Linked DNA regions of Homo sapiens: regions 2 and 3 are each linked to region 1. The links are chromatin contacts, found by Hi-C or POLR2A ChIA-PET in ENCODE. All regions are on one chromosome and are shown on one strand. Each heading gives the region's core, a stretch centred on a gene start or an enhancer-like site at or near the end of the contact. The rest is flanking DNA. Distances are from core to core; before and after follow the strand shown. Region 1 holds the start of INPP5K (inositol polyphosphate-5-phosphatase K). Region 2 has its middle 35 kb from the start of ABR-AS1. Region 3 holds the start of ABR (ABR activator of RhoGEF and GTPase).

Region 1 (2,820 bases), core at 110-2,609:
TCTATGCTCTATGTCTGCGTAGTATTCCGTGAAAAATAAAGAGTACTCTCTGGGGAAAAGTCATCAGTTGGATATTTTCCACCTCAGCTTACAAGTCTTAGGGAAGCAAGAAAACTAGATAAGGGGCCTCAATGACACTGGATCCAGTCAGAGGCTCAGGAAAGAGAGACCTACAGATGTCTTTAGTGGAACAGTCAGTCACAGCAGCTCTTCAAGAAGCCTCAGACTGTGCGGAGCACAGAGCGGGCAGGAGCTACAGACCCTGCAGAGACCAGGAACAGCCTAGCATGAGTCCTAGGCACACGATGAGGAGTACCTGCAGCAGCTGGAGATCTGGAATGGCAGAGGGTACAGGGGGATGGGAGAAAAGGGCAGTTAATGCCAAAACATCTCTCCTCCAACAGACCCCGTCCTTAGAGGTCGACGTTCTCAAAAGCACTTCAAGAAATTCTTGGCCAGTTTAAAGCAACTTCCTGTCCCTCCCTGTTAGCATAAACAACACTATACAGAAACCACCTTCCCAGGCACTCGGCCTGAGATTTTGAGCTTCATTTGTTTACGATCTCCCCCTGCTGTCCGACAGAGGCTTAAGGAACAAAGACCTTTTACTCAGAGACTTCTTTTCCCAGACTCACTCTAAGAGGATGGAGAGCAAAAGTCCGGATTTCTTGTTCCCACTCTCAAATCCGACGATTAGCAGCAAATCCAAGCATCGTGACTTAGACTAAGTGGGCGATTAGCGTTGTTCCCCGTGAAAGAGCAGGCAAGAGACCAGGCTAAGTCACTTCCCTAAAGGATCTTATCTCAATCTGATTTCGGATTCCCGGGGTTCACCATGGGATCAGGCAGACCTCCTGATGTATGTGCTGATGAAAAGTAGGAAAAAGATTTCTAACCGAGAGCCGAAGGGTGACGGCCTCGTTATGTCTTTAACCTCAAACAACCCCACACGGCTGTCCTCTCCAGAAAGCAACCGGGACACCTGCTGCGCCCCAGTGGGAACGAGCTTGGCGGCCTCGGCTTAGAGGGGGCGCGAGGCTCGGGCCCAACACAGCCCACCTGACACAGGCGTGGGAGAAGGCGAGAGCGCCTCTGAACCAAAGGCAGTCATGGAGGTCTGGTGCCTTGTCCACCCCCAGCCCGCAGCCCAAGGGGCGCCGATCCCCCCGAGCAGGCCTGCCTCTGCCGCCAGGGTGCCCTCACCTGAGCCTCCTGCCTTTCGGCCCGCTCAGCTTCCGCGAGCTCATGGCCGCCGTCGTCCCCGCGCGGTGGTCCGGCAGGTTCGCGTCTCCCGGCCAGCGGGTCCCGGCCAGAGCAGCCCTGCGGGCGGCCGGTCTCACGCGCCTAGCTGTCGCGGACTGTTTTTCTTCCGGACTCCGACCGTCCGCCCCGGCTTCCGTCAGAGACGCGCCCTCCGCGCACCCCGGGATCTGGGTGGTGCGGTTCGCAGAAGGAGGCGGGACTCTCCCACGAGCGCAAAGCTGCGAGAGGCTGAGCGAAGACGGGTTCGCGGACGTAAGAGGGGCGTGTCGGGCCTGTCATCAGCGCACGCGCAACACTGCCCCAGACGACGCGAGGTGTGCGGCCGCCACTAGACCCGGCCCAGCCCGCGCCCGCCGTCCGCAGCTCCCAGCGTGCCCCGCGCCAGGGGCCGTCTTCCGGCGGAAGTTGTCTCTTCGCCGCCGCCGCAGCCTCTGCCCCACTCGTGAGGGATCCGAGGGCTCCGTCCTTGTGCTGTCTTCGCCCCGGCTCCCAGGGGTCAAACGAGGGTCGGGGGTGGGGACACGCAGCCTAGCCACTGTCCTGCCTGGGATCCGGTCTCCCCCGCCCCCCGGCTGCAGGTAATCTCCCCATTCCTGCTACTGCGGGAGCGCCTCCGTTCTCCACGCCCACTTTCAGGCTTCTACTCCAAACTTATTGGATTACCTATTGCATATGGGACGTTTGGGGATTCCTGGACTCCTACAGAATTAGCCGTCAATAAATGAAACGTAGGCCGGGGCGCGGTGGCTCAATGCCTGTAATCCCAGCACTTTGGGAGGCCGAGGCGGGCGGCTCACTTGAGGTCAGGAGTTTAAGACCAGCCTGGCCTTAACATGGTGAAACCCCGTCTCTGCTAAAAACACAAAAGCTAGCTGGGCTTGATAGCGCGCGCCTGTTAATCCCAGCTACTCGGGAGGCTGAGGCAGGAGAATCGCCTGAACCCGGGAGGTGGAGGTTGCAGTGAGCCGAGATTGCGCCACTGCACCCCAGCCTGCGCGACAGAGCGAGACTTCGTTTCAAAAAAAAAAAATAATAATAATAATTAGCCGAGATGGGGTTTCGCCATGTTGGTCAGGCTGGTCTCGAACTCCTGACCTCAGCTGATCCACCCGCCTCGGCCTCCCAGAGTGCTGCGATTTCAGGTGTGAGCCACCGCGCCCGGCCTAAAACTACTTTAAATAAATGTTTTGCTTGTTTGGTAGGGTGGATAAAGAGGAAGATGTGAAGAGGAGGCAGACAAAAGCAAAAGGACATCCTGTCAGTAGGAAACGGCCGAATTACAATTCAGATGTGCAATGTTTGCATAAGTAAACTGACACGGGACTATTATATGCAGAAATCCACGTGCAAAAATTTTCAGACACACCTTTGTACCTCTTCCTAATCCTGCCCTGGTAAAATGGCGGTTATCAGTGCAAGTTTGAGGATACATACAGCTGGAAAATGGACATCACCAAACTGGACTCCAGAAAGTTCTGTCTAGGATTTTATTAGACTGCTTTTTTTCTCAATATACCTGTATTGGAAGATTGAGACAAAAAGGCACAAACTCACATT
Region 2 (2,724 bases), core at 1-2,500, 300 kb before region 1:
AGAAATTAGGTAGGCGTGATGGTGTGTGCCTGTAGTCCCAACTACTCAGGAGGCTGAGGCAGGAGAATCACTTGAACCCAGGAGGCAGAGATTGCAGTGAGCCTAGATCTCCCCACTACACTCTAGCCTGGGTGACAGAGCAAGACTCTGTCTCAAAAAAAAAAAAAAGAAAAGAAAGAGCTCTCCCTCTCCCTCTCTCTCCACGGTCTCCCTCTGATGCCGAGCCGAAGCTGGACTGTACTGCTGCCATCTCGGCTCACTGCAAGCTCCCTGCCTGATTCTCCTGCCTCAGCCTGCCGAGTGCCTGCGATTGCAGGCGCGCGCTGCCATGCCTGACTGGTTTTCGTATTTTTTTGGTGGAGACGGGGTTTCGCTGTGTTGGCCGGGCTGGTCTCCAGCTCCTAGCCGCGAGTGATCTGCCAGCCTCGGCCTCCCGAGGTGCCGGGATTGCGGACGGAGTCTCGTTCACTGAGTGCTCAATGGTGCCCAGGCTGGAGTGCAGTGGCGTGATCTCGGCTCACTATAACCTCCACCTCCTAGCCGCCTGCCTTGGCCTCCCAAAGTGCCCAGAGTGCAGCCTCTGCCCGGCCGCCACCCCGTCTGGGAGGTGTACCCAGCAGCTCATTGAGAACGGGCCATGATGACGATGGCGGTTTTGTCGAATAGAAAAGGGGGAAATGTGGGGAAAAGAAGGAGAAATCGGATTGTTGCTGTGTCTGTGTAGAAAGAGGTGGACATAGGAGACTCCATTTTGTTCTGTACTGGGAGAAAATCTTCTGCCTTGGGATCCTGTTGATCTGTGACCTTACCCCCAACCCCCGTGCTCTCTGAAACATGTGCTGTGTCCACTCAGGGTAAATGGATTAAGGGCGGTGCAAGATGTGCTTTGTTAAACAGATGCTTGAAGGCAGCGTGCTCGTTAAGAGTCATCACCAATCCCTAATCTCAAGTACCCAGGGACACAAACACTGCGGAAGGCCGCAGGGTCCTCTGCCTAGGAAAACCAGAGACCTTTGTTCACTTGTTTATCTGCTGACCTTCCCTCCACTATTGTCCTATGACCCTGCCAAATCCCCCTCTCCGAGAAACACCCAAGAATGATCAATAAATACTAAAAAAAAAAAGAAAGAAACTGAACACCTAAATAGAACTTACTATGTGCCAGGCTCAGCCCTTATATCAACTTGCTCAGTTCTCACAAATCTGCGAGGTAGGGAAGCTGTTATAACCCCCTGCTCCAGAGGAGGAGAGCGGGGCCCACAGGGGCTGTGTCATTTGCCTAGAGTCACGCAGGAGTGAGTAGCAGAGGCAGCCGCAAACCCAGCTCCGAGTCTTCCTCTGTTCCCTGCACTAGACTCACTCCTCTCACGTCAGAAGTGGAGAAAGGGGCCAGAGGAAAGCTGACGCCATTGGCAAAATCACGTCCAGCCTGAAGGGGCCCGTCGGCTCTAACTAATGCCTCCCATTCACATTGCCCATCTTCCCATCTTTCAAGAAAATCCAGAAATCCAGATTGCTAGGTAAAACCTGGTTTTAAATGGATCCAATTTTGTTTTAACCCTCTGTAGCCCAAACAAAGCACATCAGCAGACTGCACTTAGCCTGGGGCCGGCCACGTGCCACCCTGCTGTTGCAGCTGTCTCTAAGGACTGCGCTGTCCTCTGCCTGTCTAAAGACCCTGGGGAACTCTGGGTCTGGTGGCCAAAGGGGAGTCACCTCAGTGAACAACAGCTCCTTCAGCCCATTGATATGAATAATTAATTTCTGCGTGCTCACTGCCAGCCCACAAAGGTTACCAACAAGCTCGGCATTCAGGAAGCCACTCTGTGCCCTCTGAGACAATGAGGACAGGCGTGGGGGGATCCTAGGGGTGTTCAGGGAGCCCCATAATGAAGCCCAGCATGGTGAGCTGTGCTCAGAGAGCCAGCGGATGCCAGCCCAGCCTGCTGCCTAGGTGGGGCCACAGAGCATCATGGAGGCTCATTAGAGATGGGACATGCGGCGGCTTTCCCTGCTGTCAGCAGGAGTGGGCTCTGGATTCCTCAAGATGCTTTAAAATAAAACGGAAAGGCGCAATTATGCAGCCAAACAGAAGGCGAGGCAGCTGCCTACAAAACGAGGCTTTCTCCGTAATAGGACCCCAACCCCAGAGCACAGTGCGGCCGCCTCACCGTCCCCCCCAAGGCTGCAGCCGTGACGCGTCTGTAATTGGATGCTTCGCTGTTCCAGCTCTTGGATTATTCAAATTACAGGATTTTCAGTTTCAATTAAGGTTATGACCAGGCAACAAGATGAGCAAGATACCATGTTTCACCTTTATAGTCTATTTCAGCAAGAAGCATGGCCAAACTAGTAACAGTGGGGATAATCATAAAATTAACCAACACGTACTGAGTGGTTACCATGTGTCAGGTCTGGTTCAAGGTATGTTATATACATATTGACTTATTTAACCTTCACGCCAACTTACTTGACTATTGATATTATATTATCATCGTCCCCTAGCCTACAAATATAAACACTGAGGTGCAAAAAGGTTGAGGAATTTGCTCAAGGTCACATAGCAGTTAAGTGGCAGAGCCGTGAATCGAACCCAGGCAATGTGGTCCTAGACAGCGTGCTCTTATTTATTTTGTTTTGTTTTTTTGAGACGGAGTCTTGCTCTGTGGCCCAGGCTGGAGTGCAGTGGTGCAATCTCAGTTCACTGCAACCTCCACCTCCCAG
Region 3 (2,700 bases), core at 63-2,562, 340 kb before region 1:
TGCCTGGGAGATGTGCTGAGAGAGTGGGAGGGTCCCACTCACGTGGGCCAGGAAGGGCGAAATCCACTATGTAAGCCCAGGAGGACCCTCTTCCTAATCCCTGAGAGCTTTCGGGAAAGGTGTCTCAGGGAAGGGTGGGGAGAAGGGGCGGTGCCTTTCTAGCAACGGAGCAGGAGCAAGGTGCGGTGGTGGGGGCGGGGGGCGGCTCTCGGTTCGCCCCAAGCCCCCCCACACCATTACCCGTGATCAGTTACGCATCCCCCGGGGCCATGCAAGAGCAATCACATGATCCAGAGAGATTTGGGAGCGAGGGGGTGGAGAACTCGAGAAGGTTTGTTTTTTTTTTCTTCTGAGGGTGGTGGTGATGATGAGGGTGGGGGTGGTGATGAGGCTGGCAGGAAAGATTGCTGAGCCCGGGATTTTCAGCTCCCGCATCCAAACGGCCCCCGCGGATATCTGCACCCCCCGTCTCCCCTCCCACCCGATCCCACCCCAGCACCGAACCCCTGGGCCCTGAACCACACATGACCCGGTGCCCCTGGGGTGGCAAACTCGGGTGCCAACGACTGCTCCCAAAACGGCCTTTCGGCTTCAGCCTGGACAGAGAAGCTGCCGGTCCAGGGGCGGGGGCAGCACCCAGAAGGGCCTCCCTCCCCTGAGGCTCGCGGAGGCCGGGTTCACAACAGGTGGGAGGGGGGACGCAGCTCTCGGCTCGGTCCGCCCACGGTCCCCGCCCCCGGACCGCAGGAATCCTCTCTGGGGACCCCCCGCCCGCGCCCCCCAGACCAGCCCGGCTCCTGGGTCCCGACCCCGATCCCGATTCCCAACCCGACCCCGATCCGGACCCCGATCTCGCCCCCGCCCGCGCTCCCCGGACCAGCCCGGTGCCTGGGTCCCGATCCCGATCTTGGGGTCCCGATCCCGATCCTGGGGTCCCGATCTCCATCCTGGGGTCCCGATCCCGATCCTGGGGTCCCGCCCCCGCCCGGCACACGTACTGCTGTAGAGGGTGTCGATCCAGGACAGGCGCGGCAGGCCCCGGTGGCTGAGCGGCTCCATCCCGCGGCGGCGGCTCGGTCAGATCCGAAACCCGACCCTCATCGCGCAACAAAGGAGGGAGAGCGGGCGGGAGCCGGGGGAGGCCGAAGTTGCGAGCGCGGAGGGGCGAGGAGGCCGGGAACCAGGTCCCCGGGAGGAGCGCGGGGCGGCCGGGGCAGGGGCGAGGGCGGGGCGGGAGCCCCCAAAACCCTCCCGAACCCTCCCGGCCCCAGCGGCCGCGCCGAGCCCAGCTGCGGATCCCGGAACCGATGAGCAACTTCGCGGGGGGCGGGGCGGGGGTGGGGCTTCGTGGTGGGGCGGGGCTTTGGTGCGGGGGCGGGGCTTTGGTGCGGGGGCGGGGCGGGGAGGGACCAATCGGCTCGAGGCTCCGCCCTCCGCAGGACGCCCCCGGCCGGGCTAAGGGGGCAGCGGGGCTCCGGCGCTGGGCGAGGAGGGGCCGCGGGGGTCTCGGGGGGTCTCCAGGCGGCGGCGCAGACCCAGGTCCCCCTCGTCCCCCCCGCGCCGGGCTCAGCAGGATCCTGGCGATCCGCAAACCAGGTGCCGTGGGGGGCCCGGGAGCCCACAGGGGTGACATCACCTCCCGCCCGGGATCTCCAAGCGCGGCTTCGCGGGCGGGAGCGGCGGCCGGGCCCCTCCCCAGCCAGACCCGCTGCGGGACCCACGGGGTGAACGTCCTGCGCGCCGCGGGACGCGCCTCTCTCCTCCCGAACCTTCCCCCGCTCGTCCCTTTCCACACCCCTGACCTCTGAGCGCGGCCGTTCCCGCCACACATGGAGGGGGGCGGGTGGAGACCCGGGAGGACCGAAGTCACGGGGGCTGTGGGGCCAGGACAGTCCCACATGTGCCCCTCCTGGGCGGAGGACAAACTGGAGCCAGGAGAAGCCCCAAGGGCTCCACGCGTTCCCCTCCAGGACCCCTCCTGGGGACCCCGAGCCGCGGCCTGGAAAGCCCATCGTGTTTGCATCATCACCTAGAAATGGTGGGAAGTCGGGTCAAGAGGCCTGAGAAATGACCGTTTAGAGACGAAATTCCCTCTAAGGAAGACCCCCTCGCCCAAGGGCAGTGAAGAGATTGGGGGCCCCATGCCTGTCTCCTGTGGGCTGATTCTGTGGGAGCCATGGCAGCTTCCCCACAGACCTCTTTGGGCCAAGCGACCCTGGAGCAGGGAAGGACAGGAGGGGAGTCAGGCCAGGGGGGTCCAGGGCAGTGGGGCTGAAGCCCCTTCCTGAACCCAGGGAAAGGGAAGCAGTGGGGCCCACCCAGGGGGCCCGGTACCCCAGATAGTGACATTTCAGATACCGGAGCTGTCTCCACCCCACCCCATCCCCAGGCAGCTTAAGGGGAAAACTTCTGGGAGCCCAGCCCTACAGAGGCCTACCAGGAAGGTTAAGTCAGCCTGGCCTTTGCCGGGGGCAGTGTGGTCGGCACCCGCAGAACGCTGGAGGGGTGTGGGGGTCGGTCCTCATCACTCCAAACAGACACACACACATCTAGTTCTTAAGGGGAGAAGCAGCTCCTCCCCCAGGATGCTGAGAGGAAGCCCCATAAGCTGCTTGGGCAGAGGCCTCTGCAGCTGCCCCAGGGGAGATGGGGGTCACCCACTCATCACAGGCTGGGGAGCCCCTGGGAGACGCACAGGAT

What was found. A loop is a pair of places that touch in the nucleus more often than their neighbours do. ChIA-PET counts read pairs that join two places held with the same protein, here RNA polymerase II (POLR2A). Pooled maps may share reads with other maps.
Region 2: a loop to region 1 is called in a pooled map, with 4 times the contacts of the local background. The contact joins the enhancer-like site here to the promoter of INPP5K in region 1. A Hi-C loop is called at or near these places in 1 of 37 single-sample maps with no recorded cell type and 9 of 50 pooled maps. POLR2A ChIA-PET finds 5 or more read pairs at or near these places in 4 of 52 experiments (A673, CD4-positive, alpha-beta T cell, PC-9 and 1 more).
Region 3: a loop to region 1 is called in a map of CD8-positive, alpha-beta T cell, with 22 times the contacts of the local background. The contact joins the promoter of ABR here to the promoter of INPP5K in region 1. A Hi-C loop is called at or near these places in 1 of 168 maps with a recorded cell type or tissue (CD8-positive, alpha-beta T cell), 6 of 37 single-sample maps with no recorded cell type and 6 of 50 pooled maps. POLR2A ChIA-PET finds 5 or more read pairs at or near these places in 1 of 52 experiments (OCI-LY7).

What each region holds. Positions count from the first base shown.
Region 1 is chr17:1,515,253-1,518,072 of GRCh38, forward strand. It overlaps INPP5K (inositol polyphosphate-5-phosphatase K), which reads right to left and starts at 1,360. Exons shown (of 12, transcript NM_016532.4): 1 at 1,204-1,360. The coding sequence starts at 1,247. PITPNA (phosphatidylinositol transfer protein alpha) reads right to left here. Exons shown (of 12, transcript NM_006224.4): 12 at 2,466-2,820. PITPNA-AS1 (PITPNA antisense RNA 1) reads left to right here and starts at 1,667. Exons shown (of 2, transcript NR_028514.1): 1 at 1,667-1,841; 2 at 2,466-2,820. RefSeq lists a silencer at 1,446-1,745.
Region 2 is chr17:1,215,066-1,217,789 of GRCh38, forward strand. It overlaps a transcript of ABR not described here. Among named protein-coding and RNA genes, the nearest start is that of ABR-AS1, 35 kb to the left of the region's middle. RefSeq lists an enhancer at 1,282-2,279. Within about 2 kb of position 1,251, at least 3 of the 41 ENCODE cell types and tissues checked have a DNase peak (open chromatin) inside an H3K27ac peak, as active enhancers do.
Region 3 is chr17:1,178,669-1,181,368 of GRCh38, forward strand. ABR (ABR activator of RhoGEF and GTPase) reads right to left here and starts at 1,313. Exons shown (of 23, transcript NM_021962.5): 1 at 999-1,313. The coding sequence starts at 1,059. RefSeq lists an enhancer at 1,354-2,120.